Linked DNA regions of Homo sapiens: regions 2, 3, 4, 5 and 6 are each linked to region 1. A link is a loop called in an ENCODE intact Hi-C map of the cell type or tissue named here. Cell type or tissue: dorsolateral prefrontal cortex. All regions are shown on one strand. Links, peaks and the distances in the headings refer to the core of each region. The heading gives the core; the rest is flanking DNA. Region 1 has its middle 3.8 kb from the start of TIAM1. Region 2 overlaps TIAM1 (TIAM Rac1 associated GEF 1). Region 3 has its middle 44 kb from the start of TIAM1-AS1. Region 4 has its middle 87 kb from the start of TIAM1-AS1. Region 5 overlaps TIAM1 (TIAM Rac1 associated GEF 1). Region 6 has its middle 71 kb from the start of KRTAP19-8.

Region 1 (5,306 bases), core at 64-5,063:
TGCTGGCATCTGCTTGGCTTCTGGGGAGACCTCAGAAAACTTACAGTTATGGCAGAAAGAGAAGCAGGAGCAGACATGTCACGTGCCAGAGCAGGAGCAAAAGAGAGATGCGGGGAGATGCCACAAACTTTTATACAACCAGATCTTGCGAGAACTGACTCACTATCACGAGAACAGCACCAAGGGGATGGTGCTCAACTCTACATGAGAAATCCACCCCCATGATCTAATCACCTCCCACCAGGCCCCATCTGCAACACCAAAAATTACAATTCAGCATGAGATTTGGGTGGGTACAGATATCCAAACTATATCACCTTCTTAGCCAGCGTCATTCTCCACTCCCTGCCCCAGTATGTTTTGGCCCCCCAAAATTTTAAAGTGACAGTTACTGTATCTTAGTATAAAATAAAAATCAAAATGATTCCCACCCATGAATACCATTAAATACCATTAAATTGGTTGGACCTGGTTAGTGTCGGGCCTTTGTGGCTCACTGCGTCCACCCTCACAAGGGTGGCCTGCTACTTCCCCACAGTAGGGACTCTCTGGGGAAGGCTTAGGGCTCAAGAGGGTGAGCCCTCTGTGACCCCATTGGGAAGGACCTCCATTCTGTTATCTGACACGTAACTAGTGCCAGAACTGTACTTTTTGCCAAAATAGCACCGTCAATGTGAAAACATTGAGAACATTATAAATGCTAAGATCGTTTAAGAAACAGGGTTGGCTTATTTCCTGATTGAAAATTGTCTTGACATGTTTAGTGCCCATTCGCCCATTTAGAGACAGTGTTGGGCATGTGCCCAGTCCAAAGCCTGTTAACCCATGCATTCCATTGCCAATAGGCATCTATTATTTTAAGTTCCCACTTTACCGAAGGGTAGGCAGAGGGACTTGCTCTGAGTTACTCTTCTGGTTGTCGCTGGACCCTGGACTTGAACCGGCTCTTCTCATTTTGTATCCTTGCTTCTCTCATGACCCAATGAGGCCTCCCCGATGGGATACTCCCTGACCCAGCTTTTTCAAGAGGCTATACTGGGGATTATAAAGCTATCCTGGCATTCTTTGAAGAAATGGCAGGACTGAAATTAGAACTTGACTTTTTGTCTTCTTAGTTATTCTATATTATCTTACTTCTAGTGCCAATAACAATTATTATTGTTTATTGCTGCCGAGCAGGGAGGTATCTGAAAGGTCCCAAACTAGGAAAAACTTCGATGCTTTTACCCCCCGTGAACACATGCACCATTTGTGCAAGGCACCCAGGGCCCTTGAAATCAAAAGCCTTACTGTGTGTGTGGGTGGGACAGCATCTGGCCCCATATGGTTTATTGCTGGTGGGAGCTAAGAGCTCACGGATGTTTCCTTGGCCTTCTTTGTTATCTTTATCTAACTCTGGTTGCACTTCCTCCCTTTTCCCTTCACCCTTTCAGTTACAAACCTGGCTTCACTTAGAAGAATGTGGGCTACCAAGGAGTCCTGACCCTGTTGACTTTGACTTGTTAGATGAAAGTTGTTCTTCTGTAAGGAAATCTAATTTGGGGTAATGAAAACAATGGGGGCTTTAAAATCATGGAAACTTATAATTGGAAGATAGAGCTCAGAAGGCAGAGAAAATTAAATCGAACATTCATCATTTTATAGTAAAGGAAATTGAAGCCCTTGGATTTTAGGGAATTTGCCACACAGTCCCTGCAATGCATTCTGGAGGTGGTGTTTAAAAGCTATTAGAGTTTCCTGGCCTCTTTTTGGCTGGCCCTGTATTTTTTAAGAATATCTCTATGTATTTGTTAGGTATTCTGTTTTCAGATAGAGAAAACTATGTAAAGAGTCTCTAAGTTTGGTTGGCATAAGGTTTACTTTGAAGTTGTAAAACATTCTTGTATCAAATCAAATTTAATGAAGACTGTGTTTTAAAACTTTGCCTAGAAAGGTGAACCTTGTTTGTCTCTCAGAGAATAGAAAGACCCCATCCAGGGCTGAAACAAGTGTTTGCAGTGTTTTCAAACATGTCCGTATTCCCAAGCAGACCCTCAGATTACCTAGCATGGGAGTGTGTGGGATGGATCCATATTTAGACCTTTCATCAGTTTCAAATATAAAAAATTGATTTTGGCAATCCGTTGGTAGTCAACCACAAAATGTAGTTATGAAAAACCTTCTGCATTTCCATAGCAGTCCAAATATGGATTCCATTAACAGGATGCATATTTGGAACTGCAGTTATGCTGGGAAATCGTGTTTGGATTCAGGTAATTTGACGGTGTTGACACCCCTGTTGCGTATCACCTAACACGAGGAGGAGGAGGAGACTCTTCCCTGGCCTTGCTGCTGATAACATTGTTGCTAGGTGACATAGGTGAGGACGCGTTGGTGCCAGCACTTCTTACCTTGTTTTTGTTCTATGAAGGCTTGAAAAGGTGGAGGTAAGCTCCATTGTGGCTGATGGCTTCAAATTCGCAGATCTTGAAGACACCTTGATTCCTGACCAAGTTGGTTCTGGAGACCCCTGAAGAGCAATCCAGAAAATGCTTGCTTTTGGAAGTCATCTCTGTCACTGAGAATGCAATTTGAAAGGAATTTTAAAGCCCAGCTATTGTAGATCTAATATATAGAGAGAGAGAGTGAGCAAGCTAAACACTTGAGTTAAAATTTTTGGAGAGAATATGCTTAAATAAACTCTCCATACGTTTTCATTTCTGAGTGTAAATCCACTTGACAAAGGGAAAAAGAAGTTTAACCCTTTGTGACCTTTTCTCCACATGCCACATATTGTTTTCCAACATGAATTTATTTTTTATGTAGTCCTCTTCTGTCTGTTTAGCCAGCTCTTGTGCAAATATCCACTAACAATTCACATACCTCCTAAGGGTGTCAGGGTTTGCAGTTTCTCTGAACGTTCGTGCATAAAGTTGTCAGGGTTTGCAGTTTCTCTGAACGTTCGTGCATAAGGGTGTCAGGGTTTGCAGTTTCTCTGAACGTCCGTGCATGCATCTTTTCTTTTGCGGTGATGTGTGTTATTTTTGTATCATTTAGCGTCATTCCCAGGTTCATCCCGATCTTGAGAAATTAACAACAAAAGTCAGCTGTGCTCCCTCTACTGGTTGCATTTCTTTGGAGCAGAAATACTGTACATTTGTGTATAAGTTCATTGCTGCTGATGGGGCTCGGACCTGCGTTCACATTTTCTTTTCCGAAATTCGCATGACTTAAAAAGCAAAACGAGTGGCTTTCAGAACTGCAGGTTAAGAAACTGGTACCTTTAGAGGGATAGGCGTCTTCCTTACTGCCCACTTGTCTACTAGTGTTGTGGGGGAATCTTCCTGGGCAGGAGGACACAGCCCTTCTGCTATAGCAGTAAATTCTTGGATGCTAAGTCCTGCTTCCCTCCGAGGCCCAAGGCCAATGCCTGGGGCCTCTCCAGTTCTGATATTGCTGTATTTTCATCACTATCAGGTAAGCCGTTCTGTTCAGATCTGTGAAAACCTGCCCGCCACTGTATGGAGCCAGCAGGGTTTATGTAACGTGTTCACATGTTGCTCAGACTCTTGATCTCAAGTTATTCTTCTCTAGAAGCATCTACAGGGGACCCTTTATTTTTAGGCCTGAGAGATAGGGAAGAAGGTGGGGACTATTTGGTTTAATCCAACATGTATGTATTGCGTCCCCACCATATATGTGGCTTTAAGAAAATTCAAGATGAGCAAACCTACTGTTCCCCCACGTCCCCTTTAGAGAAACACTAAGTAACAACAAAAAGCTCTTCTCCCCCTCCATGCAAAATTAAATAATAATATCAGAAAGAAGGTGAAAAAAAAGTATATGCCCCCCACCCACCCAGAGCTAAAAGAAACCTTCTTAGGTAATCATGAGACCAGAAAACCTGTAGGCAAGATGTGCTCCCCGTGTAAGCCCACTGCTCTGATGCTCTGACCACTGACTTCATGGTGCTTGCCTTCCTCTTCCCACGAGTGATTTGTAACATTCTTTTCTATATGCTGTAATGAGATGAAGCGCCTTCCTGTTGTGTGTGGAGTAGTTCCAGCGGAGACTCATAATTGTCAATGGAGAAATGACTGATGGGCCTCGATGGGGCTGCTTTGTCTCAGTATCTGTCACATCTCTCGCTGCACACCATGTCGGCTTCCCCGAAGTACGCGATCTCTGATTCTCAAGACAGTCCCGCCTGGCTTTACATCATCCTTCTCCCATCCCCTTCATGATTGTTTTCATCCAGATTCAGCGTAAGTCAGTAGCTTGGTGAGTGCATGGATGCCAAGGCTGCACCCAAAACCACGGGATGCTTTCCTGCCTCTGATCTCAGTGTCTGCTTTCTTCTGAGCCCATATGTATGGTTCTCAGCGATTGAATGCTGCACAGTGGAAAAGGAGAAGTGTTGTTTCATGTTTTTCTAAGTCCCTGGAGAGTCTCTTCAAATTGATGATGCTATATGGAATAGATGGAATACATTAATTAAATGACAGGTGATAGTGAAACTTCTAAATCAGGGTTTCTCAGCAGCAGCAGCACTATTGGCATTTGTGGCTGGATAATTCTTTGTCGTGGGGGCCTGTTATATGCATGATAGGATGTAGAGCAGCATCTCTGGACTCTACCTACTAGATATCAGTAGCAACCCCCAGCTGTGACAACCAAAAATGCCTCCAGATATTGCCAAATGTTCCCCGGAGGCAAATTCACCTCCAACTAAGGACCATTGCTGTATCCAAACATTCTTCTCTTTCTTCATTCTGTTTATTTATTTATTTTCAAGACAGAGTCTCACTCCGTCACCCAGGCTGGAAGTGCAGTGGTGTGATCTTGGCTCACTGCAACCTCCACCTCCCAGGTTCAAGCAATTCTCATGCCTCAGCCTCCTGAGTAGCTGGAATTACAGGCACACACCACCGTGCCTGGCTAATTTTTGTATTTTTAGTAGAGACGGGGTTTCACCGTGTTTCCAGCCTGGTCTCAAACTTCTGACCTCAGGTGATCCACCTGCCTCAGCCTTCCGAAGTGCTGGGATTATAGGCGTGAGCCACCGTGCCCATTCTGTTCCTTTAGATGTGTTTGTGGGTACTCTTTTGTTTATTTGCTTAATTCATTTATCAGGTGGTTATTAAATTTTCTGCTATACCAGCCTTTATACCAGCCTATATTCTTTACCAAGAATGTAAAGATGAACCAGCCATCTCTTTCTTCATGTTCATATACATATGAATATATATATGTGTGAATCCGTGTGGATATATATGAATATATATAAAATATATATATGGATATATATACATATATATTTGAGTCAA
Region 2 (5,306 bases), core at 124-5,123, 82 kb after region 1:
TCCTCTTTTAAATTTAAACCTATGTGAGTCTTAAAATGGGGCTGTGACTAACATTGGTTCTAAGTCTTTATTTATTGGCAAAACATATAGTTACATAGGCACATCCAGGTATCTTAATATGTACTTTAAAAAAATAAAGAACTCCAAGGCATTGGTCAAAGCCTTTAGTGTTATTGAAATGCATATTTATTTATTTTACTTGTAAGAAATGTAGCATGTACCATTCTTAGGAATTTAGATAATATAAATGGTTGTGCACAGACCGTTGATCTTTTCGTTTTTATCTTTTTTCTTGCTTCTTAAAGATACCAGAGAAGCGTGAACATATTGCTTTGAAATCTACTTGCTCCTAGTAAAAAAGAGATTGTCTTTATTGGAAAATTCCCTCTGAGATTCCTGTGATGTGTGACCTGGTGGGGAATATTCCAGCCTGGGAACAGCTTAACATCTGGTGTCTGTATGAGTTACCCCTGAACTCACTGGAACATTCAATGGAGGGTTTCCCTTTGTGTTGCCACAAATTTTATTTCAGTGAAGATGTGCTGGTGAGAGTTTCAGCAACGTTTTAGCCTGAACAGTGGAATTATAGAGTAAGTCTGGGATCAATGTGAAGGTATATTGTGTTCCAGGCTCTTTCGATCTCTTTGCAATGATCACGGTAATATCACTTCCTGCTTCACCACGATGCTTTTACTTTCTTGTCTATCACGTGCCTTCCCTGGCTAGAAATTAGCTTCATGAGAGTAGGGGATGTGTCCCTTTTGTTCACTGCTGTATCTCTGGCTTCTAGAACATGGTAGGTGCTCAATGTGTATTTTCTGAATGAATGGCTCTATAGGTGGTTAAAAGAACCACCTCAGAGATATGCCCAGTTACTCTGTTTTTCTTCTTTCCTTTCCAGCTATTTTCATGTGCGTTATCTTAAGTGCATACAATTTGAAGTGCGCTAGAGAGACTTCATGGAACAAGAATAGGCTAAGTAGAGTCACAGTTGTCGAGCTTTGAAGATTTTTCTCTTTCCCACTGTGGGTAACAGAATTGTGTCATCGGGTCAGTGAGAGAGACTGTAAAAATATTAAGGAGGGACTTGAATTAACCTGGGGGGCCCCAGAAGGCGGAATCACACTTAGTGGTTTCACAATGTGAATTTCTGTTTGCAGGGCATGCTGTACCAGATTAATGTTCACAGGTTGGATTTGCTCCCAGAAATAAACCCATTAATCTACTGCTAAGCAGAGAGCGGAGTTTCTATTTTTTTCTATTTTGTTTTGCCCATCCCCACCACCCCTCCATAGCCCTCCCCAAATGCCCCAAAATCCAGGTTCTCAGAAGGCTGTGACATTAAAGGTCAAAGCTTTTTTTTTTTAATTTTTGACTTTGATTTACTAGGAAAAGTTGATCAGACTTACACCTTGAGGTTTTCCATTTTTGATTGATTTTGAAGTATCATTAGAGCTCAAATAGAGCCAAAAAAAAAAAAAAAATGAAAAAACGAAACGTACCCATTGTCAGGGAGGGAAGGAGGTTACCAAATGCACCTCTAAGTTTTGTTTTTTGAAATATGTGTATCATTTCAAACAGAAATTACTCCCTTGGTGAACATTTTGGTTTGTACTTTCAGAGTTTTCAATGTATAGATAGGAGCAGAACTTCAAATGTTTAGTAAGGAAGACAAGGTCAGCAGAGTTTCTGGCTGTCCAAAAGCAGCGCTCTCAGCTATGGCCTGTGGCCATCTTCTCTCTGGGCAGAGACAAGTCTAACTCTCTGATGCTCATATTTATGAGCTCATTTCACATCTCAGGGGGCAGTCTCAGTAGATGATGTTACTGTTCACCTGCTCCCAGGTAAGAGTCCGAGAACCTACCAGGTGCATATAGGAAGTTGTGCTGTTACTTACCTAACAACCCCTGTGAGCCAAGGTGTTCTGCCCTCCCTGCAGGCTGAGCGCTTTCTCTAAGATGCCTATACCTGTACTAATAGTGACTCAATTCTCCCCTTTCCCCCCGCTTTGCTGCAGACCATAAAACCATGGGAAACGCAGAAAGTCAACATGTAGAGCACGAGTTTTATGGAGAAAAGCATGCCAGCCTGGGGCGCAAGCACACTTCCCGCTCCCTGCGCCTCTCGCACAAGACGCGGAGGACCAGGCACGCTTCCTCGGGGAAGGTGATCCACAGGAACTCCGAAGTGAGCACCCGATCCAGCAGCACCCCCAGCATCCCCCAGTCCCTGGCTGAAAATGGCCTGGAGCCCTTCTCCCAAGATGGTACCCTAGAAGACTTCGGGAGCCCCATCTGGGTGGACCGAGTGGACATGGGCTTGAGACCTGTGTCTTACACTGACTCTTCTGTCACTCCCAGCGTAGACAGCAGCATCGTCCTCACAGCAGCCTCTGTGCAGAGCATGCCAGACACTGAGGAGAGCAGGCTTTACGGGGATGACGCTACATATTTGGCTGAGGGAGGCAGGAGGCAGCATTCCTATACATCCAATGGGCCCACTTTCATGGAGACGGCGAGCTTTAAGAAGAAACGCTCCAAATCTGCAGACATCTGGCGGGAGGACAGCCTGGAATTCTCACTCTCTGATCTGAGCCAAGAACATTTAACAAGCAACGAAGAAATCTTGGGTTCCGCCGAAGAGAAGGACTGCGAGGAGGCTCGGGGGATGGAAACGCGGGCGAGTCCGCGGCAGCTCAGCACCTGTCAGAGAGCCAATTCCTTGGGTGACTTGTATGCTCAGAAAAACTCTGGAGTGACAGCAAACGGGGGGCCGGGGAGCAAATTTGCAGGCTACTGTCGGAATTTGGTGTCTGATATTCCCAATCTTGCAAACCATAAGATGCCACCAGCTGCTGCTGAAGAGACTCCTCCGTACAGTAATTATAACACACTTCCCTGTAGGAAATCTCACTGTCTCTCTGAAGGTGCCACCAACCCACAAATTAGCCATAGCAACAGCATGCAAGGCAGAAGAGCTAAAACAACTCAGGTAAAGTGATTGAAATTTGTTTCAATATTTTGGGAATGGTGCATGACTCTTTAAGTGCATGACTTTGCTCTTAGAAGATTTCCATCTTTTAATCGGGTTTTACCCTGTTTGCCTGGTAGTTGCTGCAGCTGGTGCTGTTTTGGGAGGATTTCTCTCTCTTCTGCTTTGCCCCTCTTAGAGTTCTGTGGTTAAGGGGTGGGGATTAAGGGAAGTGTGTGGGGGGAGTGGCGATGTGATAGGAGTGGGAAAAAAGCTAGTAAGTTCATATTGGGAAACTGCTTCTACATCTTAGTTCTTCAACAGCATCCCACTTATTCAAGCTTCCTTTCTAACTTGGTCCTTCCCGTGGAAAAACAGGCATGGTGGGTTGCAGACTCTTGGAACTTATTTCTTCACTGCAGCAGGTGGGAGGAGGTTAGTCGGCAACTCCTCTGAGGAGGCATTTTAAATTCTGGGCGGGTTTGGGTCACTTGTCAGCTTCTCTCGGTGGTTGGCAGGCTCGCTGCCTTACCGGGAGCCATTTCAATTTCCTGTTCCGTGCGATGCTGGCCAGCCCTGTCTCTGGAGGGAGGTGTAGCGGAAGGAATAACATGGGTGGCTTCCAATTCTTACTTTGCAACCAGCTAGTTGTTTGACCTTGGGCAAACCCTGACTTCTAGTCATTCCTCTGAAAAATGGGGATAAAGATGCTCAGCTTGCCTGCTTCGGGGTCTAGTGCACGAAACCGTGGGGAGGAAACTAAGAGACTTCGCTCCAGCCTGGGCAACAAAAGCGAGACTCCATCTCAAAAAAAAAAAAAAAAAAAAAAGATTTTGAAAGTGTTTTCCTAGTGAATGGAGGCACCATTACCTTAGCTGGCAATGATAATTAAGATTAGGATAATAAAATGTTGGGCAGTTGAGCCGGCTTGGTGGCTGACGCAGGGGGATGCTTTGAGCCTAGGAGTTTAAGTCCCACCTGGGCAACATAGTGAGACTCTGTGTCAATAAAAGAAAGAAAGAAAGAAATGTGGAGTAATCCTGCATGCATTGGGCCTTTTCTGGTACTTCTGTTCTCTGAGGCAGAGTTCAGGGAGTCTTGGCTTTTGCTGAGGATGTGGAGGTGGTTTGTAGATGGTGCTTCAGGTTAAAATTCCAGACTGGGTCCGTTTGCCTTGAATGGCGGAGCAGCCTCAAGGTTGACCAGCAGACTTCCCTGCAGTCAGCACTCTGATTGCCCAGTAGGAGGTGGTACTGCACCTTCCAGCCTTGCTCCAGTGCAAGTCAAATGGGCATTTCAAGGGTATGTTCTGCTGGAAAGGGGGTCTAAATATAATGGGCATAGGATGGAGGATGTAGGGGAAGCCGAGAAAAAGAAAATCGGCATTAGACTGTCTGTGTTCCTGCCTGAGGACAGGTTTTGCTGATGGTGTCCAAGCCGGATATTTTGGCTCCACGTCTTCTTACCTGAGTGACTTTGGGTAAGTTGTTCACATTCTTGTAGCCTTAATTTCTTCATCTGTCAAATGGGGGTAATAAGGTTTTTTGAGAAAGTAGAATGAAATAATATGTGAAGCATAGTGCCTGGTTCTTAGGAAGCAGCCAGTAAGGGCAACTTTGTTAGCTGTTGTAATTTTCATCATTGTTAGTGGAGGCATATGGGTTGAGGACTCGGGGTAGTTGTTTGGATCAATATCTTGAGTACCTCATAAAGGTGGAAACAGTAGACACTGGGGACTCCAAAAGCTGGGAGGGAGGGGAGCAAGAGTTGAAAAACGAATTATTGGGTACTGTGTTCATTGTTTGGGTGATGGGTTCAATAGAAGCCCAAATCTCAGTATTGCATAATATATCCATGTAACAAACATGCACGTGTACCCCTTGACTCTAAGGAAAGAAAAAAAAACACTTGTGTCCTAGAAACCAAGTTGCTACCAAGGCTGCATCTGTGGTCTGAGAACGTAAGCCTGAAGCTTGCCTCCAGATGCACTCCCTGAATTTTAAACCCATCTCTTCTGAATTGAGATTGTAATGACACAAATGACCAGATAACCCACCTGCAGCCCCTCTGTCTACCCTGCGAGGGCTACTTCTGCACTGTCAATTGGACAGATCATGGAGATATGTGACCTATTAAAGAGTCACCTGAAAGGGATTGAAGGGCTGTCTTGAAGGCATTATCAGATTGGCACTGCAAGGCTGATTCAAAGAGATGATCTATGGGGCCTTCGGAGCTTAGAGAAGGATACAGTGACGCAGACTGTTAAAAACAGAACATCACCTTGGACTTTCATTTCTACCTGAACAGTGCTCAGTTAGTGCATATGCTATGTAAGA
Region 3 (5,306 bases), core at 136-5,135, 170 kb before region 1:
ATAGTATCATCCATTAATATTTTTATATTATAGGACCGTTTTAAAGTTTTAACAATTTATTTATTTACAGAGACGGGGTTTCGTCATGTTGCTCAGGCTGTCTTGAACTCCTGGCCTCAAGTGATTCTCCTGTTCTGGCCTCCTAAAGTGCTGGGATTACAGGCACGAGCCATGACCCTCAGTCTGTTTTAAAGCTCTTTACACAGATCTCCTGAGATCGTGTGATGGAGCAGGGAACACTTGTGTGGTCTGCCTTTAGAGTTGTAGCCTTAACCGCTGCACTGTGAGCCTTGAAGACCCTGACATAGTGCTTGGCAAAGAGAGAAGCCTAGAACATGTGAATTCATTGTATTCTTTTCTTTTCTTTTCTTTTTTTTTTTTTTTTTTGAGACAGAGTCTTGCTCTGTCGCCAAGGCTGGAGTGCACCGGCGTGATCTTGGCTCACTGCAACTTCCACCTCCTGTGTTCAAGTGATTCTCCTGCCTCAGCCTCCCAAGTAGGTGGACTACAGGCGCCCGCCACCACGCCCAGCTAATTTTTGTATTTTTAGTAGAGATGGGGTTTCACCATATTGGTCAGGCTGGTCTTCAACTCCTGACCTCGTGATCTGCCTCGGCCTCCCAAAGTGTTGGGATTACAGGTGTGAGCCACCGAGCCCAGCCTGAATTCATTATATTTCTAAGGATTTTGTGCTGTGCTGCCCTGTTATTCAATTTTATTCTGATTTTTATCTATCTTTTCTTCTCCTTCTTTTTTTTTTTTTTAGGGTAAGTCCAGTTGTGTGAGCACCAATAGTGTGTTGAGTTTTGCAGGGTGGAAGCTTGGAATCAGTGGCTCTAATGAGGCAAGAGGACGTTATACCAAATACTGTGGGTTAATTTCTCTTAGAGAATTCTCTTCCTTAGGGAGTGGTTCAACTCTGCTGTCCTGATGGAGCCAGTGAAGACTCCTTTTGAGACATAAACCAGTGTCATTCCCAACATTGCCCTAGTGTGTTTTATTTTTTAATTTTATTTATTGTTTTGAGACAGAGTCTCTCTTTGTCACCCAGACTGGAGTGCAGTGGCGAGATCTCAGCTCAGTGCAACCTCCACCTCCTGGGTTCAAACAATTCTCCTGCCTCAGCCTCACTAGTAGCTGGGATTACAGGCACATGCCACCACTCCCGGCTAATTTTTGTATTTTTAGTAGAGATGGGGTTTCACCATGTTGGCCAGGCTGGTCTTTAACTCCTGGCCTCAGGTGATCTGCCTGCCTTGGCCTCTCAGAGTGCTGGGATTACAGGTGTGAGCCACTGTGCCCAGCCCCTATTTTTTTTTTTTTTTTTTGAGATGGAGTCTCGCTGTATCTCCCATGCCGGAGTGTGGTGACGCCTTCTTGGCTCACTGCAACCTCCGCCTCCTGGGTTCAAGTGATTCTCCTACCTCAGCCTCCTGAGTAGCTGGGATTACAGGTGCACACCACCACACCCAGCTAATTTTTCTATTTTTAGTACAGATGGGGTTTTGCCATGTTGCCCAGGCTGGTCTCGAACTCCTGACCTCAGGTGATCCGCCTGCCTTGGCCTCTCAAAGTTCTGGGATTACAGGTGTGAGCCATGTGTCCAGTCCCTGGTGTGTTTTAGAATCTTACTGCAGACAATGGTCATGAACAGGAGCCACATATTAATTTTTCCCAAATCACTTGCTCCATGGAAATTCTGACCGAGTCTGGCTTTATTCTGCAGGATTTTATTCTGCAGGATTCCTGGGTGTTGCTGGCGCTGCATGTCTGAAGATGGTGGTGGAGGTTCAGCAGCCTGTAAAGTTGTCGATTTCACACTGCCCTTTCAAGTTTTAGAAGAGGTTATTTAGCTTAATTCAACAATTGGGTGTTTATAGGGTGCCTAGCTTGTGCCAGACTCTGAGGGACTTACAATGACAGAGTCCTAAGCTAAGTAGGGAGGAGGTAAAGTAGTGATTATGGCTGTTGAAGTGGGCAAAGCTTGAGTGGGCATCAACACCCCCGGAGGGCTTGTGAAAGCACAGGTTGCTGGTTCACCCCAAGCTTCTGTTTCAGTAGATCTGGGGCACAGTGCACAGATTTTGATATTGATGCCACTGGTCCAGGGACCACACTTTGAGGATTTCTGTGCAATAGGATGGAGGATAGAGTATCTAACTCAACCTAGAAGATGGTGAGATTTTCCTAGAGAGACAAAAGAAGAAGGGGCCCTCCAGGCACATGAGGGCTGCGTGGGGAGGGTGGGTCATGATTTTGGAGTTGGGGCCTGTGGGTCGATAGCGAAGAAAGGTAAAAGGTGGATAACAAAGGGTAGGACTGGTTTTTGGTCCAGGGCCAAACTTGGGTTTCTGCAAAAGTGTAGTCAAATCCACAATGTCCTTTGGCAAAAGAGTCACCGAACCAGGCAAGGCCCGTCTGCCTACTTCTGGGTCTGGCAGCTGTCGTGTGCCTGTGTAATAGACATAATGAGAGTTGGAAGCAAGAAATAAAGTGACTCTATCTTGCTTTCCATCTCTCCCAACTCCTAACATCGGCTTTCCGCTGGAACAAAGTCTGCTTTGTCCCGTGGTTCCACCCAGCTGCGGGCTGCAGGAGGCCTTTTTCTTGCAGAGAGAGGGCAGCGCAGCTGCATCAGCAGGGACCACACTCCAGACCTCCAGGCGTGCACTCTGCAGTTCAGAACGCTGGAGGTTTGGAGGACTGTGGTTGTATCAAAACTCAGATCAATATTTTTTTTTTGAGATAAGCGTCTCACTTTGTCACCCAGGCTGGAGAACAGCGGTGCAATCTTGGCTCACTGCAATCTCCACCTCCCAGGTTTAAGCGATTCTCGTGCCTCAGCCTGCTGAGTAGCTGGGTTTACAGGTGTGGTGCCTGCCACCACACCTGGCTATTTTTTTTTTTTTTTTGTATTTTTAGTAGAGATGGGGTTTTACCATCTTGGTCAGGCTGGTCTCAAACTCCTGACCCCAGGTGATCTGCCCATTTTGGCCTCCCAAAGTTCAAAAATCAATATGATTTTTTTAACTTTCCAGCTAGGAACTTAACATTTGTGGCAGCTGCTTTGCTGGCCCTGAGCAATTGGTGGCTAATCTTTAGAACCCTAGAAGGAAGAACCTAGAATTTGTAAATTCTCTCATTAAACGAGATTGGTTGGATAATTGCCTTTTTGGTCTTAAACGGTTTTTACTTTCTTTAATCTTGGGTTTGCATTATGTGTGGGGGCAAACATCTTTGATTCTACAAGTCAGGGAGTCTGTTCTTAATTTCACCTCTTAGATCATGAAATACAATTGAGGGTGGGATGAGGCAGGAGGATGGGGTCAGAGCCGCTTTTGAAATACAAGGGAATTTTCCTTCCAGAAATGTCCCTCTGTCGCAGGCCTTTGGGGGATGTGCCAGAACCTTATTATTATTATTTTTTTGAGATGGAGTTTCGCTCTTGTTGCTCAGGCTGGAGTGCGATGGCACCATCTCGGCTCACTACATCCTCTGCCTCCCAGGTTCAAGTGATTCTCCTGCCTGAGCCTCCGGAGTAGCTGGGATTACAGGCATATGCCACCATGCCCGGCTAATTTTGTATTTTTAGTAGAGATGGGGTTTCGCTATGTTGGCCAGGCTGGTCTTGAACTCCTGACCTCAGGTGATCCACCCGCCTCGGCTTCCCAAAGTGCTGGAATTACAGGCATGAGTCACTGCATCTGGCTCCAGAACCTTATTTTTACAAGTAGGTCTAGATTGACCCTAAAGAAAACAACTGAAGGGCATGGTATCTGTACAAGAGTTTCCATTAAAACAGATCCAGAAGTTAGCTCTTTCAATATAGGTATATTCTGGTTTCTAAGGAGCTAATTTTGACAGTCTGATTCTACTGCTAAAGAACATGGAAGGGATGATGACTGCTGAAAGGGTGAGAGCTTGTGGGTCACCCTCCTGAATGGCAGGGCTGTTTGTTTAAGAGTTTGCATTTCACAACATGGTAGCATTGAAACTCAAGAGGAAGTTCGCTTAATAGCGAACAGGGGCACCTGAGATAGTGAGAAAATTGATGAAGAAATCAATTAGAGCAGCACAGACTAGTGGACTGGAATCCCAGCTCTTAACTTTGGGCAGGTAGCTTCTCTGGGCCTCAGTTTCCCCACCTGTAAAATGGTGTCATATAGTTTACCTATTTCATAGGGTCATTGTGAGGATTAAATGAGTTAATATTTGTGAAGGGTTTAAAATAGTGTCTGGAACATGGTACGTGTATATGTATGGAACATATATATATGGCATGTGTGAAAATGTTTATTAAACAAAATAAATAGCATTGCTTTAGAAGTTAAGAATTATGTTAAAAAAGAGTAAATGTTAAACTTCACTGAATTTTTAGCATAGAGCAGTTAGCCCTCTGGAAGCCTGTTTCCTCATAGTCTTTAGTGTCCAGTCTCATATTGTTTATTTTAGAACATTATAGTTTTCCCTATGGTTAGAAAAGACTGTCTTTGGCTGGGTGCCGTGTGTCGTGCCTGTAATCACAGCACTTTGGGAGGCTGAGGTAGGAGGATCACTTGAGCTCAGGAGTCTGAGACCAGTCTGGGCAACATGGTGAAATCCCGTCTCTACCAAAAATACAAAACAAACAAACAAACAAACAAAAAAACACCTAACTAGGCATGGTGGCTTGCAACGGTTGTCCCAGCTACTTGGGAGTCTGAGGCGGGAGGATTGCTTGAGCCTGGGAGGTGGAGGTTGCGGTGAGCCAAGATCACGCCACTGCACTTTAGTCTGGGTGACAGAGTGAGACCCTGTCTCAAAAAAAAAAAAAAAAAAGAAAAGAAAAAAGAAAAAGACAGGACTGTCTTTGACTCTGGAAAAGAAAAGAAGGTCCCGGGAGTTTTCCTCAGAATTTAGTCCCTGGAGTTAAATATTCTGAAAAAATGAAGTAGGAAGGATTTTGCAGAGGGCTGTGTCCGTAGTTTTCAAACTGGGTCACAGGCCATTCATTGATTTATATAGTGCTGTTGTGACAACAGTAAAAATAAAATTGTGGCCAGATGAGATGGCTCATACCTGTAATTCCAGCACTTTGGGAGGCCGAGGCGGGTGGATGACTTGAGCCCAGGAGTTTGAGACCAGCCTGGGCAACACAGGGGAGGCCCCACCTCTACAAAAAGTGAAAAAAAATTAGCTGGGCATGGTGATATGTGCCTGTAGTCCCAGCTACTTGGGAGGCTGAGGTGGGAGGATCGCTTCAACCTAGGAGGTCAAGGCTGCAGTGAGCCAAGATTGTACCACTGTACTCCAGCCTGGGCAACAGA
Region 4 (5,306 bases), core at 53-5,052, 120 kb before region 1:
TAAAAAACTAGCTCACAGCAACTTATATGTGGAGCGGCTGCAATTCAAATCCTGTTCTGTGGGTCTCCAATTATCTTCCCATTTCACCGGCTGCAGGAAGCTGGAAAAGTTCCCTTCCTTACCCTAAACAGGTTTTCCCTGTAGGGCTCCCAGGGTGCAGGAACTGAAGAATAATAAAGGCTAAAGGTTGGCTGGGAGCGGTGGCCTGTAATCCCAGCACTTTGAGAGGCCAAGGCAGGCGGATCAACTGAGGTCGGGAGTTCGAGACCAGCCTGACCAACATGGAGGAAACCCCGTCTCTACTAAAAATACAAAATTAGCCGGGCATGGTGGTGCATGCCTGTAGTCCCAGCTACTCGGGAGGCTGAGGCAGGAGAATCGCTTGAACCCGGGAGGCGGAGGTTGCGGTGAGCCGAGATCACGTCATTGCACTTCAGCCTGGGCAACAAGAGTGAAACTCCATCTCAAAAAAAAAAAAAAAAGACTAAAGGTTTGTGAGTGCTTGTTGTGTGTCTGCCACTTTTCTAAGAGCTTCATATATATTAATTCATTTACACCTCACTTGCCTGTTAGCTGCTGCCATCCTCATCTTACAGATGAGGAAACTGAGGCACAGAGTGCCTGGGGCTGGACCATGGTCACATGGCTAAATGTTGAGGGAACCAGGATTTGAATCCAGGTGTCCTGACCCAGAGTCTGTGCTGTTAGGATTCTGCCTTTCATTGACTGTACCCTAATTGGTTTAATATTCTCTAATACGATTTGGATGCTTGTTCCCTCCAAATCTCATGTTGAAATGTGATCTCCAGTATTGGAGGTGGGGCCTGGCAGGAGGTGTTTGGGTCATGGGGGTGGATCCCTCACAGACGGCTTGGTGCCATCCCCATGGTGATGAGTGAGCTCTCACTCTGTTAGTTCATGGGAGAGCTGATTGTTTGAAGAGCTTGGCACTTCCTTCTCTCTCTTGCGCTCTCTCTCGCCTTGTGACATGTCTGCTCCCCCTTTGCCTCTGCCATGAGTGGAAGCTTCTTGAGGCCTCACCAGAAACAGATGCTGGTGCCATGCTTCTTGTGCAGCCTGCAGAACTGTGCGCCAAATAAACCTCTTTTCTTTGTAAGTTACCCAGTCTCTGGTGTTTTTTTATAGCAGTGCAGGAACAGACTAATGATTCTGCAAGTCTCCAGTGCAGGGCGGCACCAGCTAAGGTGACAGAGGAGGGGAAAATAGTGATTTTATGGAACTTATTTCAGACTTTGTTACGGACAGTGGAGGCCACTGATTTAGTGATTGTCTCAATCCCTGGCTCACTCGCTGATCTTTGACTGTACTGGGACCCCTTTCCTGCTACTTTTTCTCTCCACTTCCGGTTGTTTTCCTTGTGTGCCCCTGCTAAAGGTTTATTTTCCATGAGGCCCTCAGACTGACGGGAGGCCAGCTGTGCTCCAGGGGCCACCAAGAAGCCAACATAGTGACCTGAAAATTACTCCAACAGCAAAAAAAAACAAAATTAACCTTAAATCAACCTGGGATCTAATATGCAACTCAGCAACTTCTAAGCCATGTTTTTTTTTTTTTTTTTTTTTTTTTTTTTTTTTTTTTGAGATGGAGTCTTGATCTGTCCCCCAGCCTAGAGTGCAGTGGCACGATCACGGCTCACTGCAAGCTCTGCCTCCCAGGCTCACGCTATTCTCCTGCCTCAGCCTCCCGAGTAGCTGGGACTACAGGCACCCGCCACCACGCCCAGCTAATTTTTTGTATTTTTTAGTAGAGATGGGGTTTCACCGTGTTAGCCAGGATGGTCTCGATCTCCTGGCCTCGTGATCTGCCCGCTTGGCCTCCCAAAGTGCTGGGATTACAGGCGTGAGCCACCGTGCCTGGCTGCCATGTTCTTTTTGTAAGTAACTAATTCTGGGAAGACAACAGAGTGGGAAAACCCCAGAAAATGCCTGAAACTCCACAGCATCTTTCTGTTTACCGAGGCCATTCCCTTGCCAGCTCCAGACCGTGCATCTTTGGTACCAGGGTCAGGTGATGCCTGGATTGAGTGAGGGGTGAGGAAGAATTTCCACATTTGACTGGAGTGCGAAGACTTGCAGCAGATCAGATCAATTACTGTAATGACGGTGAAAATACCTGCAGAGGACAATTTCTGATGCGTACGCCATGCCAAGCTCTGTTCAAAGCATTCTGCTTATATTAATCCTTAATCCTCCACTAATCTTGTTAGCTAGATGCTGTTATTATCCCCATTTAACAGATGAGAAAATCTATGTGAAATGTGCATGTCTATTGTAAGTTTAGGAACATTAAATTACAGAACCCATCTTAGGATCAAGGCCATGTAGTAGTAGGCTCATGGGCTGGTGGTGCCAGTATCTGGAGCACAGAGGCCTCTTTGTTAATGGTCCTTGGAAACTCACTGAAACATGCGGGGCATGTGACAGCCAGCATCTATTGAGTTATTGCTGCACACCAGACACTATTTTTATTTATTTATTTTTTTTCAGACAGTCTTGCTTTGTTGCTCAGGCTGGAGTGCAGTGGCACGATCTCGGCTCACTGAAACCTCTGCCCCCTGTGTTTAAGCGATTCTCCTCTCTCAGCCTCCCGAGTAGCTGGGACTACAGGCATGTGCTACCACACCCAGTTGATTTTTGTATTTTTAGTAGAGATGGGGTTTAGCCATGTTGGCCAGGCCGGTCTCAAACTCCTGCCTTCAAGTGATCTGCCCGCCTCAGCCTCCCAAAGTGCTGGGATTACAAGCGTGAGACATTGAGCCTGGCCCAGACACTATTCTGATAACTTTGTTTGAATTTATTTAAACCTCACAGAAACACAGGTACTATGATTATGATCATCCTGATTTATGGATGAGGAAACTAAGTCACAGAGAGATGATATAACTTGCACACGGCCGTCCAGTCAGTTCATGGCAAGACCAAGTGTCCACCGAGGCTCCCCATCCAGGCTCTTAACCACAACAGCCTTGTGCCTCTGAGCTGAGGACACTGACACAGCTGGAAAAGGGACCACAGCATGGGAGATGGAGATCATTGTAGGGCTCCCTGTGGACTCAAGGCTCCCGCCCCTCTCAGGTGGCATTGCCTGGCTGGCTTGCCACTCCCTTTATTATTATTATTATTATTATTATTATTATTTGAGATGGAGTTTCGCTCTTGTTGCCCAGGCTGGAATGCAATGGCGCAATCTCAGCTTACTGCAACCTCTGCCTCCTGGGTTTAAGTGATTCTCCTGCCTCAGCCTCCCGAGCAGCTGGGATTACAGGCACGCACCACCATGCCTGGCTAATTTTGTATTTTTAGTAGAGATAGGGTTTCTCCATGTTGGTCAGGCTGGTCTCTAACTCCTGACCTCAGGTGATCCACCCGTCTCAGCCTCCCAAAGTGCTGGGATTACAGGTATAAGCCACCTTACCTAGCCCTTGCCACTCCCTTTGGGCAAGGGCCCTGTGGAACTGGGAAGTTGATTCCATCAACCTCCCTTGTCACCTGCTGTTTGTTTGTACCCGTGATCACCCCTGCAGGGAAGAAAACAGAGAAGAGCTCTGATACTAATCCCAACACACATCTGAAGGCATTTACTGGGTCTTGGTGACATGCAAAGCACATTTTCTCCTTGACCCCACAACAGCCCTATGAGGTTCATTCTGAATGATCGTGTCTGTGTGGTAAAGGGGGGAACCGAGCCTAGTGGGAGGGGGCCGCTGATCCTCCCCACACAGCTCCTGAGGGGCGGATCTGGGCTCCGGAAGGGCTGACCGATGCCCACCGGGGCAGGAATCTGCAGACAGCTCCGGGCTTCGTTGTGCCCACCTGGGCATTTCCTGTGTGGTCCGCTCTGCTGTTCTCTTGTCTCCTGAGTATTTTTTCCCTCCTGGTTTGCTGCCTGGAGACTCTCAGCAGCCCGGAGGTTTTCAGAACAACACGATGAGATTTTCCCCAGCCCCGGAACTGCTTTTGCTGTTGCTTGTGCATCCGACACCTGCTGGGCTGATGAGCTTTGCAAATGTCACTGAGTGTTGAGAGGGAGCTGTGAGAGATTTGCAGGAACGCACCATCCCAGCTGCCCCCTCGGGGGTGGGTGGCGGCTGGAGGGGTGGTGCTGGTCCTTCCTCCAGCCCAGCTCCCCTTGGCAAGGGAAGAGGTGGCATTCCTGCTCATGGAGCTGACCTGGGTACCCACCACCTGCCGGTTCCTCTCTCTTCTCCTGGGGAGACAGTGGCTGTTTCTACATGGTTTTCCCGGCAGCATTGTCTCTTAAAATTTTTGGTCACCTTTTGAGGATATAGAAACATTTTGACCTTTTCCTTTCTGGATTTCTCTTTTCAGAAAAATGCACACATACACACAATTTTGTGTAGAAAATTCGAGGTTTTAGCCAGGTGTGGTGGCTCACACCTGTAATCCCAGCACTTTGGGAGGCTGAGGCGGGTGGATCACCTGAGGTCAAGAGTTCGAGACGAGCCTGACCAACATGGTGAAACCCTGTCTCTACTAAAAATACAAAATTAGCCAGGCCTGGTGGCATATGCCTGTAATCTCAGCTACTTGGGAGGCTGAGGCAGGAGCATCGCTTGAACCCTGGAGGTAGAAGTTGCAGTGAGCCGAGATCGTGCCACTGCACTCCAGCCTGGGCAACAAGAGTGAAACTCTGTCTCAAGGAAATATAAATAAGTAAATAAATAAATAACATTTGAAGTTTTCAGCCTGGCGTGGGAGCTCACACCTGTAATCCCAGCACTATGGGAGGCTGAGGTGGGCAGATCGCCTGAGGTTAGGAGTTTGAGCCCAGCCTGGCCAATATGGTGAAACCCTGTCTCTACCAAAAATATAAAAATTGGCCAGGTGTGGTGGCACACACCTGTAGTCCCAGCTACTTGAGAGGCTGAGGCAGGAGAATCACTTGAACCTAGGGGGCCAGGGGTTGCAGTGAGCTGAGATCGCGCCACTGCACTCCAGCCTGGGTGACAGAGCCAGACTGTGTCTCAGAAAAAAAAAAAAAAAAAATTCAAGGTTTTCACTGACACTCGTAACACTCGGAGCCTCCTCAGACAGTGCGCCACACCTGCCCCTACCCATGCCTGGAAATCTAGCTTAAAAATCAGGTTCTCTGTTTCTTCCCTCTCCATTGAGGGCAAAGATAGAAAATTGATTTTTTTTTTGTTTGTTTGTTTTTTGAGATGGAGTCTCGCTCTGTCACCCAGGCTGGAGGGCAGTGGCGCGATCTTGGCTCACTGCAAGCTCTGCCTCCCGGGTTCACACCATTCTTCTGCCTCAGCCTTCTGA
Region 5 (5,306 bases), core at 48-5,047, 130 kb after region 1:
AGAAACTTAGGTACCTGTTGTTTATTCCTTAGGATTATAATGAATGCCTTTACGACATATAGATCTGTATAGGATAAAGATATTAGCATTTGTTTCCCATTTTCTCACTTTTTCTTTTCCCGTGTTTTCACTACCATAGATCTTTGTCTGGGAGCAAAATCTCGAGCAGTTCCAAATGGACCTGTTTCGTTTCCGCTGTTATTTAGCCAGCCTTCAGGGTGGGGAGCTGCCAAACCCCAAAAGGCTTCTCGCTTTTGCAAGTCGACCAACGAAAGTGGCCATGGGCCGCCTTGGAATCTTTTCGGTATCATCGTTTCATGCCCTGGTGAGTAGAAGCTAATGAATTTTTGAAAAACATTAAGCTTGACGCTTAATCCTGAGCAGGACTTGACAAGAGTCTCCTAAGTGTTTTTCGAGCTTCCTGCTGTGTATGGATTTCTGAAATGCCCTCCCTTTGCAGTGGATGCAAATTTCCATTTAAACCTGTCTGGAATATATTACTTAAGCATCTATCTCTTGATGGGGGGGCCTAAGCTATTGTGCAAAGGAAATATGAAGGGTACCATCTTCAGCGCTGTTCACATGTAGTATTTGTTGATAGCTCTTGTCATCTTTAGACAGTGTCATGTTTGGAACCCAAATACATATTTTTTATATAAACTTGGTGGGAATGGTGAGTGGAGTGCTCACTCTCATACATCAATGCATTCTCAGGCTGGGCGCAGTGACTCATGCCTGTAATCCCAGCACTTTGGGAGGCCGACGCAGGTGGATCACCTGAGGTCAGGAGTTCGAGACCAACCTGGCCAACATGGTGAAACCCTGTCTCTATTAAGTGTACAGAAATTACCTGGGTGTGGTGACATACACCTGTAATCCCAGCTACTCAGGAGGCTGAAGCCTGAGAATCGCTTGAACCTAGGAGGAGGTTGTCACAGTGAACCAAGGTCGCACCACTGCACTCCAGCCTGGGTGACAAAGTGAGACTCTGTCTCAAAAAAAAAAAAAAAAAAAAAAAAAAAATATATATATATATATATATATATATATATATGTATGTGTACATGTATGTATATATACACACACATACATACACACATACACCATATATGGAACACAGATCTCTTTGGAGCTCTCCATTTCACTTTATTTTTACCATTGTTTTGATGACCACGAATACCCGATGCATTAGAGCAAGGCGAAGAACTCTGTGATTCGCCAGCTGAACATATATGCATTGCTTGAGGAAGGGAATTTCCATCTGACCTCTAGAGCGGCAGATTGTATAGTTGTGTTGTGTGTTTATAATCTGTAATTTCATGTACTTGCTAAATTGCGAGCAGCTTTGTGTACTTTTGGCTCCTTCTCAAAAATTGCTGTATGAGTAACATGGTTTTAGTCTTTCCAAGTCGACACCCACTTAGAATGTACTGCACCTTAGCACATTTGCTAGAGAATTAAATGTTAAGTCTCAGGTTCCAGAAACTGCTTTGTAAAACCTTAGCTGTGCTGTTCTTCTCTTGCTTTGTCAGCTGTACCCTTCAATTGCATTCAGAGCTATAATTCAGTCAGAGGCGTTTGTATTCTTTATAAATAGATTAGCATCATCATTCAGATAATTAGGGGTAGATTTACATTTTTAAAGAAGTCTTAAACCAATTTCTGGAGTTATTAAAACTGGCATCCTGATTTGTTCTGCTAATTACAGCTCAGCTCTTGGTCTCCCTGGCTACCACCTCTCCATACAGCTATTAAATCCTGTTTTTTCAGTAGTGGTGGGACAAAGTGCTGTGTTGAATAAACTTACAAAACGTTTTCAGTTTTTGACTCCAGATCTATTTCTTGGAGACCTGGACACCAATTTTTAACTTAGCCAAATCTCAGTTCGCCTATTCTGCAAAACAAAAATAAACAAAAAAACTAGGATAGAAATTCTTCTTTATCTCCTTGTCAGAATATCATCCATTGAGGACGCATTTTTATGAAGGGAACTCGTGATGTCATCGAGGTACCATCTGTATTAATACCAAACCCGGAGCATCGAAGTGGCTTCCTCCTCTTACTGTACCTTGCTAGATTTTGGAGAAAATAATTTTGCTTTCTCCCTAAAACTTGTATGCTTTCATTATTTTCTTCAAAGCCACTGGGCGCAGCCTCCCTGAGAAGGTTACCGTTTTACTCTTCCATAATTCATCTTCGGACCCTCTAATTTCCTTCATCTCAATGTCTGTGATGTGTGTGTACTTTTCTTTCAGGGGGGCAGGCTATTAAAATTTGGCCAGCTGAAGATGGGGATGGGAGAGTTAGTTACTCTGAGGTGTTTTGGTCAGTGGTTTTAAAGAACATTGAAGTCCATACGTTCAACTCTCTGTTCCTTTCTTGGGTTTTTGCTCGCTTTGTCAGTGATACAAGTCTGGGTGTTTCAATATGTTCCTGCAACTTCTCTTTTCTATGAGGGGTTTCATTTCAGCCGGAACAAGTCAGGCGAGCCTGTTGGGTGTCTGTTCCTATTTGTTGCTTTAGCTCCTGTGGAAGATCCCGGGCAGGGAATTTTGCAGTCTGATTTATTAGGAACTCTTATTTTCTTTCCCTCCTCTCCTTGTCATTTGACCCCTGGGATTTTTTTTCTCCTTGGGGTTGAAACATTCTTCAATTTAGTCTTTGTCCAGAAATTTTTTTTCTTCTTTTTAGTGGGGGAGGAGGAAGGAGGAGGTGTGAGGGTAACAGGGCTGGGTAGATTGGGGAGCTACAATTGAAGTAGCATTCACTGAGAAAGCTTCCCATAATGCTGAGTGATTTGCAGTAATTAACTGAAGGGTCCTCGCTGTACTCTTTGAAAGAAGGTTATCATTGTTCTTGTTTGCACAGATGAGCAGAATGATAGAGTAATCAGGTTCAGGCCACAAAGGGAGGCATTGTCTGGGCAAAGATCATTGGGAAACTCTTGAGCTCTGGTCCAGCAGTTCTTCTGCCAGCCCTTTTTCTAAATCCCTTTGCTCATTTTGAGTCATTATTGTCTTGGGGATAGTGGTTACTTTTGCAGTTTACAAGGCCCCAAGCAATTTAGAATTACTGCTTATAAGAAACTTAAGTAAAGTGTTTGTTAAACAGACTAAACTAACTAGTCAGCTGATAACTGAGAATATTTATGGGTGTATGAATTTCTCTTTCATGCTGTCTTTGTCTGGAAATTGTAAACTGAAGAGTTTTCTTTTTTCTTTCTTTTTTTTACATTATACTTTAAGTTCTAGGGTACATGTGCACAACGTGCAGGTTTGTTACATATGTATACATGTGCCGTGTTGGTGTGATGCACCCATTGTTGTCACCGTGTTATATAGGATGTGCTTTTGCTTTGTGGTATTTATGTATTTATTTGTTCAAGCAACAAATGTATGTAAGTGCCTGGCATCCGTCAGTTTTATCCTTGTGATTAGGACTATAGTGAACAGCGCAGAGATCCTGTCCTCTTGAAGCTTATATTCTTGTGGGAGAGAAGGGTAAGAAATAAGTAAACAATTAACTAGACACAGTAAGTACAGGTATTGCTGTGTGTATGAAGAAAGCAAACAGTAATATATGTCGACGTATTTTATACGGTTGCCTCTATGTATGTGTCACTGTTAATGACTGGATTTATTTATAAAATGACTATATGACTGTGAGGCCAAATGGACATTTTTTTCCTCTAGAATTTAAAAATTTTTAACACCATTTATTCAGTGTTGACATAGTCATGTGAGCATATGCATGTCTGCATGTTATAATTTATTCCTTTTACAACCTTTGTTTACCTTTAACTGAGAAAGTGATGAAAATAGAGAAGAGAAAATTTTTACATATTTTACGGTGTGTTTGTCTTGTGATTTTGTTCCCTGTGACACCTCCGGTGTAATCTTAGATTAAGATCTTTCTCATGAAAATTCTCACCAGTGTCTTGGATACCACATTTTTCTATGCCCTGATCTGGGGTTTTTTTTTGTTTTGTTTTGTTTTTTTAACGTGCTAAGCTGAGAAAATGCAAAATGCAAGACCTCTCAGCTCCCTCATCTTCCTATTTTTGTTTGGGTCCAAAAACCTTCCCTCTAATACCCTTGTAGAGAAGCCGTTTTGATTCCTGTTTTTAATGTACGTAGGGGTCCCTGCCACCCGTGGGGCTTCTGCGGTGTTTACATTGTCAGTACTGAAGCCCCAGAGGGGCGTGCCTTCCAACCAACACGCTGACTGCTGGGGAGGCCCCTCATGTTACCAACAGTGCCTCATCCCCTGCATTGCTGCCAATTGGCATCTGTCACATTGGGAGTTGCCTGTGTGGGAATCTACAAGTAGGTTCCAAGACATTCACCTCTGGCAACAAAAGAGTGGGTGGAGAAGTTTCATTTCAAGTCTGACTCGCTGTTCCTCCTGCCACTCCCTTTTTTGAAAGGCGAGCGGGTGGGTGGCCCATGGAGACCTTCTGGCAGAAGTTCCCTTAAATTCCTGGGACTTTGCTTGCCACCTGGTAGGATAAAGTTCAAGCCTGAATGTTTTGCCTGGGAGGACTTTCTGGAGTCCTTGTGGAGATTCTACTTGAGCAATTATCCTGGTGACAGATTTACATTTAGGGTGTTCCCTTGTGAAATGCTTCTCTGGAATCGCTCCACTGGACTCCAGCCTGGGTGACAGAGCGAGACTCCGTCAAAAAAAAAAAAAAAAAAAAAAAAAAAGGAAATGCTTCTCTGGGTTGCTGGCACATTGTAATACCTCGACAGAGTTTAGCTTTTGTTCAACAAAAAAATACAAGTTTTCTTTCCCATTTACCTAAACATAGGACATGTAAGTGATGCAAGTCTGGTAAGGTGCCTTCATCTTCAGTGAGCCCAGTCCCTTTTGTCTTGTTATTCTGCCATCCTTGAAAAGGCTTAGGTAGGGACATCCTAGACCACAACACAGACCTTCCTTTTATCAGGAAAAAGAAAACAGATAGGATAGCGGAAAGAATAACAGAAAGCCCCCTCCCATTGAGCACAGTTCCTGGAAGTTGCAAATATTTTTTGCTTGTATGCCATTGACCAGGACTTAAGCCCAATCCATGCCCTACTGCAAGGAAAATAAGTCATCTTGGACTCAGTGGCTGCATGCTCACTTACATATGAGATTCCCCACCCCCCGCTTTTTTTTTTGAGAAAGAGTCTCGTTCTGTCGCCCAGGCTAGAGTGCAGTGGCGTGTTCTCAGCTCACTGCAACCTCCATCTCCTGGGTTCAAGCAATTCTCCTGTCTCAGCTTCCCAAGTAGCTAGGATTACAGGTGCCTGTCACTGTGCCCA
Region 6 (5,306 bases), core at 171-5,170, 240 kb after region 1:
TTACTAAAATATATATATATATATACATACACTTTTTTTTTTGGCGGTGGAGGGGGACAGGGCCTTGCTCTGTCACCCAGGCTGGAGTGCAAGAGCGCAATCATAGCTCACTGCAGCCTCAAATCGGATTCAGGCGATCCTCCCACCTCAGCCTCCTGAACAGCTGAGACTACAGACACATGCCATGACCCCTGGGGCTAATTTTTACATTTTTTGTAGAGACAGGATCTCCGTATGTTGCCCAAGCTGGTCTGGAACTCCTGGCTTCAAGCAGTTTTCCCACCTTAGCCTCCCAAAGTGCTGGGATCACAGGCATGAGCCACTGTGCCTAGCTGATATATTTTTATATTGGTCAATCGTCTACCAATAATAATTGCAGTGATAACACAATCCATAAGTGATTTTTTAAAAAAATAGTTGGAGCTTTATGGTCATAGGAAATGCCAAAACTTTTAACATAGACATTTATCTAGATCTTTGTTCTAGAGAAGTTTGATAGGGTAATAGGATATAATAGGATATTAGAAAATGGGGCTAAAAGAAAAAAGGAATGATGTGAAATTTTTGAGTTTTTAAATGTATCCTTTGAATGGATGATGAGCATTAAATTGATTTGGGATTTTGGATACACTGGATACATTAAAACTGACATAATAGTTTTATTTGAAAATATCAAATTTTATAATATGTAAGTGTATCAATTGCTAGGTAACAAAAGCACCCTAAGGCTTAGTGGCTTAATACAACAAGCACTTATGCTGTTCATGAATCTGGGGGTTTAGCTGGGTAGTTCTGGACTTGGCTGGGTTGGTGGAGCTCCGTGGTCAGCTGGCGGTTCAGCTCAGCTGGGGCTGCATGTTCTCACACCCTGTGGCCTCACGTATGTGTCAGTTGGAAGGCTGCTTGGTCTAGGAACCTCAGCCAGGAGAGCTTCACGTGGTCTCTCTTCCACCGGTAGACTAGCATAGGCTTCCTTACATGGTGACTGCAGGTTCCAAAGAGTAGCAGGAGCAAGCCCCAGAACACAAGTGATTTTCAGGCTTCTTCCTGATTCACCTTTTCATAACCCTTGGCAAAAGCAAGCCGTGTGTCCAGTTGGGAAGGAACTCTCCAGGGTCATGGATCCAGGGAAGTGTGACTCCTTAGGGACCATTACTGCAGTAATCTACCATAGCCAGACATAGCATCCTTTGAAACTACTTAAATTGGTAATAAAAACATTTATTATGACATTTAGCTGTCAGAAGGAATATATTTTCAAAATTATCTTAGGGAGTTTCTGAGAAGAAATTGGAAATTTTTACAGAGAAGTCAGAGTTATTGTCGAGGGCAGTCCAGGCTTTCTCACTCTTCCCCTCTGTATTGAGAACAGGGCGTCTGAATGGAGAGGAAGTGCATGGGCTTTGGGGTGGGCCCCCTGTGTGCTTGAACCTTGACATTTCTGTTGACCAGCTGTGTGAACCTGGGCAAAACACCAATGCTTCTGTGTCTCTTTCTGCACCTCTGCAGTGGGGATAATAATACCTACTTTATCATTGTGACCAATTAGTGGTCACCACCTGCTGTGTCTCTCTCTCCCTCCCGCAGCCCACATCGACAAAGCTGCAGGGCCTCAATGTTCTCAGTGTTCTGAGATGATGAGATGGTGCCAAGTTCGCTTTGGAAGCTTCTAGCTCTGGTTTTGACAAATCAAGTGAAAATTGGCATTTGTAGAGAACAAGCTGGAAAATGCCTTTATTCTAATTACAGTTTTGTATCCACTTGTAAAGTTATTCACCGCCCTGTTAAATATATAAAAGTTAATCTAGACTTAAAAGTGATCTAAGTGATTAGAATAAAAATAAACATTTTCATATTGAATTTTAAATAATGGAAAAGCTACCTTGAAAGTGTGTTCAATTTTTGTACTGGTTTTTTTTTTTGTTTTTTTTTTTTGAGACGGAGTCTCACTCTGTTGCCCAGGCTGGAGTGCAGTGGCACCGTCTCGGCTCACCGCAACCTCCGCTTCCCAGGTTCAAGCGATTCTCCTGCCTCAGCCTCCCAAGTAGCTGGGACTACAGGTGATGCCACCATGCCTGGCTAATTTTTGTATTTTTAGTAGGGACGGGGTTTCACTATGTTGGCCAGGATGGTCTCGAACTCCTGACCTCGTGATCTGCCTGCCTCGGCCTCCCAAAGTGCTGGAATTACAGGGGTGAGCCACTGCGCCCGGCCTGATTTTTAAAGCAAATATGGAAGCTGTAATCAAACTAGCAATTTGTGGGTGAGCCCTGTGTCACTGCTGTATTACTCAATAATTCATGTTCAGATAGCTGAGTCTGAAGTACCCCAGTTTGGGAATTAAAAAAGAATTAAAACCCATAATCTATATCTTAGCTAAGATAGGAAAAATTTACTAAAATATTTTTTTCTGGTTGAATTTCAGATTTCTCCTATAACTCTGCACACCAGAAAAAAATCTATAGTACAAATACACATGAAATTCCATCAACTGTTTCATTTTTTTTTAATTTTTCTTAATCTTGTTCAGGGCATACACAATTTGTTTTACTTAAAATTATATTATTCACTCAATTTTTATAAGGAACACACTTGAGAATTCTACCAGAGTTTTATTGATACTGCTCTTTCTTAAGCAGTTGATCTTGAAATTCTCTTAAAAAATTATATTTGAGTTTTAAAACTTGTAATTGCCTGTGAGAGGAAAATAATTTTTCTTTCTATCCTTCTTAGTTTTTAACTGGGATCTGTGTAACAAAAGACAGATTATTAAAAGCAAACAGAAGCTGATTAACAAGTATATTTCATATACACATGGGAGAAAACTCAGAGAAAGAGTAACTGTCAAAGAGGTGGCTGAGAACTTTGCTGTATATAGTACCTTTAACAAAGAGCAGTACATCTTTAGAGAAGTGACAAGACAAGGAAAAGGACCTTCAGTCTTTAGGGGTGGCAAATTGTGGGAAGGCAAATAAACAGAAAGGAAACTAAGGGTGGATAAAGGCTAGTTTGTCATGTGGATTCCTCTGGTGCCATCTTCAGGTTGATAAGGCTGTAAAGTCATCTCTTTTTGGTAAAGACGAGAGGAGGGACCCTGATGTAAATCTGTTTTGCTTTTAGGCAAATAGGGGAAGGGCAGAGAGCTTTTCTCCTATCTGCTTCTTCTCAATTGCCTTCATCTCAGAAGAATCCTTATGTCGGCCGGGCACAGTGGCTCACGCCTGTAATCTCAGCATTTTGGGAAGCCAAGGCGAGCAGATCACTTGAGGTCAGGAGTTCGTGACCAGCCTGACCAACATGGGAAAACCCCGTCTCTACTAAAAATACAAAAATTAGCCAGACGTGATGGTGCATGCCTGTAATCCCAGCTACTTAGGAGGCTAAGGCAGGAGAATCGCTTGAACCTGGGAGGCGGAGGTTGCAGTGAGGCGAGATTGTGCCACTGCACTCCAGCCTGGGCAACAGAGCAAGATTTGGTCTCAAAAAAAAATAAAATAAAATAAAAAAGAAAAGAAAGGTTCCTTATGCCAAAGTGTCAAATTTTGAGGTGTTATATTTGCTACCCTTCAGTTGTTATTTTCTTTTGCTCATTTTTCTGTAATAGCCCAGAAAAGTTGGTCTGATTTTTATTTATTAAGAGCTCTCTTATGAAGACAGCTTGTCCAGGATAATTCTTATGTTTCAGATCTACAGACTCCAGCAATATCACTAATCCCGGGAGTGGGATCCCAGGCTGCCACTGCCATGTGGTGGGGCCTCAGAGGGGATCCCTCTCTGCCATGGAGCTTGTTTTTATAAGTTAAGAAATGGTCATGCTTTCTACAAGGAAATGTTCCTATTGTACCTTGGTAGATACTATGTTTAAGAAATTTTGACATGGCAAAAATAAAATTGTCTTGGGGAGGCAAGAGGAAAGCTGGCATCTCAAGCTGGAAAAGTCCAAGTCATTGGTTAGATTCTGAAATGACTCTGAAATGTTTTATTAATTGTATTAGTCCATTCTCACATTGCTATAAAGAACTACGTGAGATTGGGTAATTTATAAAGAAAAGAGGCTTAATTGGCTCACAGTTTCACAGGCTGTACAGGAAGCATGGACAATCATGGTGGAAGGCAAAGGGGAAGCCAGCTGGAGCAGGAGGAAGAGAGCAAAAGGAGAAGTGATACACACTGTTTTTTTGTTTTGTTTTTTTGAGATGAAGTCTCAATACAGAGGGGAAGAGTAAGAAAGGAAATGGGTAACAAGCAGAGGTTGGAACAGTTTGGAGGGCTCAGAAAATAGAAAAATGTGGGAAAGTTTGGAACTTCCTAGGGATTTGGAGGGCTCAGAAGACAGAAAGATGTGGGAAAGTTTGGAACTTCCTAGAAACTTGTTGAATGGCCTTGACCAAAATGCTGACAGTGATATGGACCATAAAGTCTAGGCTGAGGTGGTTTCAGATGGAGATGTGGAACTTGTTGAGAACTGGAGCAAAGGTGACTCTTGTTATACTTTAGCAAAGAGACTGGCAGCATTTTGCTACAGCCCTAGAGATCTGTGGAACTTTGAACTAGAGAGAGATGATTTAGGATATCTGGCGGAAGAAATTACTAAGTGGCAAAGCATTCAAGAGGAAGCAGAGCATAAACATTTGGAAAATTTGCAGCCTAATGAGGCAACAGAAAAGAAAAATGCATTTTCTAGGGAGAAATTCAAGCCTGTTGCAGAAATTTGCATAAGTAACAAGGAGCCGAATGTTAATCACCAAAAAACAATGGGGAAAATATCTCCAGAGCATGTCAGAGACCTTCACAGCAGTACCACCCATCACAGGCCTGAGGCCTAGGAGGGAAAAATGGTTTTCTGGGCCAGGTCCAGGGCTCCCCTGCTGAGTGCAGCCTAGGGACTTGGTGCCCTGTTTTGTCCTAGCTGGTCTAGCCATAGCTAAAAGGGGCCAAGGAACAGCTCAGACTGTGGCTTCAGAGGGTGCAAACCCCAAGCCTTGGCAGCTTCCACGTGGTGTTGAGCCTACGGGTGCACAGAAGTCAAGAATTGAGGTTTGGGAACTTCTGCCTAGATTTCAGAGGATGTATGGAAATACCTGGATGTCCAGGCAGAAGTTTCCGGCAGGGGCAGGGCCCTCATGGAGAACCTCTGCTAGGGCAGTGTGGAAGAGAAATGTGGGGTGGGAGCCCCCACACAGAGTCCCCACTGGGGCACTGCCTAGTGAAACTGTGAAAAGGGGGCCACCATCCTCCAGACCCCAGAATGGTAGATCAACTGACAGCTTGCACCGTGTACCTGGAAAAGCTGCAGACACTTAATG

The links. Hi-C counts contacts between places; a loop is a spot of excess contacts. Peaks named below come from ENCODE experiments on the same cell type or tissue, not always from the same donor. Only the 100,000 strongest peaks of a DNase experiment are listed, where the experiment ranks them.
Region 2: it touches region 1 in a loop (2.0-fold over the local background); 3 of 110 quality-filtered maps call a loop at or near these places.
Region 3: a loop joins it to region 1, with 3 times the contacts of the local background. A loop is called at or near these places in 10 of 110 quality-filtered maps.
Region 4: it touches region 1 in a loop (3.0-fold over the local background); 5 of 110 quality-filtered maps call a loop at or near these places.
Region 5: it touches region 1 in a loop (2.5-fold over the local background); 9 of 110 quality-filtered maps call a loop at or near these places.
Region 6: a loop joins it to region 1, with 2.7 times the contacts of the local background. A loop is called at or near these places in 2 of 110 quality-filtered maps.

Annotation. Positions count from the first base shown.
Region 1 is chr21:31,345,416-31,350,721 of GRCh38, reverse strand. It overlaps a transcript of TIAM1 not described here. Among named protein-coding and RNA genes, the nearest start is that of TIAM1, 3.8 kb to the right of the region's middle. In dorsolateral prefrontal cortex, for the core only: CTCF peaks have their summits at 2,911 and 3,114 (motif pointing left); no DNase peak of the experiment used is centred there; H3K4me3 peaks cover 1,360 bases; H3K27ac peaks cover 812 bases.
Region 2 is chr21:31,263,695-31,269,000 of GRCh38, reverse strand. It overlaps TIAM1 (TIAM Rac1 associated GEF 1), which reads left to right. Exons shown (of 28, transcript NM_001353694.2): 4 at 2,018-2,991. The coding sequence starts at 2,029. Among named protein-coding and RNA genes, the nearest start is that of TIAM1, 78 kb to the left of the region's middle. In dorsolateral prefrontal cortex, for the core only: no CTCF peak of the experiment used is centred there; DNase peaks (open chromatin) are centred at 2,480 and 3,501; H3K4me3 peaks cover 1,637 bases; H3K27ac peaks cover 1,800 bases.
Region 3 is chr21:31,512,130-31,517,435 of GRCh38, reverse strand. It overlaps a transcript of TIAM1 not described here. Among named protein-coding and RNA genes, the nearest start is that of TIAM1-AS1, 44 kb to the left of the region's middle. In dorsolateral prefrontal cortex, for the core only: a CTCF peak has its summit at 2,591; a DNase peak (open chromatin) is centred at 2,605; H3K4me3 peaks cover 945 bases; H3K27ac peaks cover 1,047 bases.
Region 4 is chr21:31,469,723-31,475,028 of GRCh38, reverse strand. It overlaps a transcript of TIAM1 not described here. Among named protein-coding and RNA genes, the nearest start is that of TIAM1-AS1, 87 kb to the left of the region's middle. RefSeq lists an enhancer at 3,466-4,429. In dorsolateral prefrontal cortex, for the core only: CTCF peaks have their summits at 2,282 and 2,489; DNase peaks (open chromatin) are centred at 2,408 and 3,939; H3K27ac peaks cover 4,365 bases.
Region 5 is chr21:31,218,425-31,223,730 of GRCh38, reverse strand. TIAM1 (TIAM Rac1 associated GEF 1) reads left to right here. Exons shown (of 28, transcript NM_001353694.2): 8 at 140-325. Among named protein-coding and RNA genes, the nearest start is that of TIAM1, 120 kb to the left of the region's middle. In dorsolateral prefrontal cortex, for the core only: no CTCF peak of the experiment used is centred there; a DNase peak (open chromatin) is centred at 2,909; H3K4me3 peaks cover 334 bases; H3K27ac peaks cover 1,122 bases.
Region 6 is chr21:31,106,891-31,112,196 of GRCh38, reverse strand. No RefSeq gene overlaps it. Among named protein-coding and RNA genes, the nearest start is that of KRTAP19-8, 71 kb to the right of the region's middle. In dorsolateral prefrontal cortex, for the core only: CTCF peaks have their summits at 1,746 and 3,029 (motif pointing left); a DNase peak (open chromatin) is centred at 1,606; H3K27ac peaks cover 3,255 bases.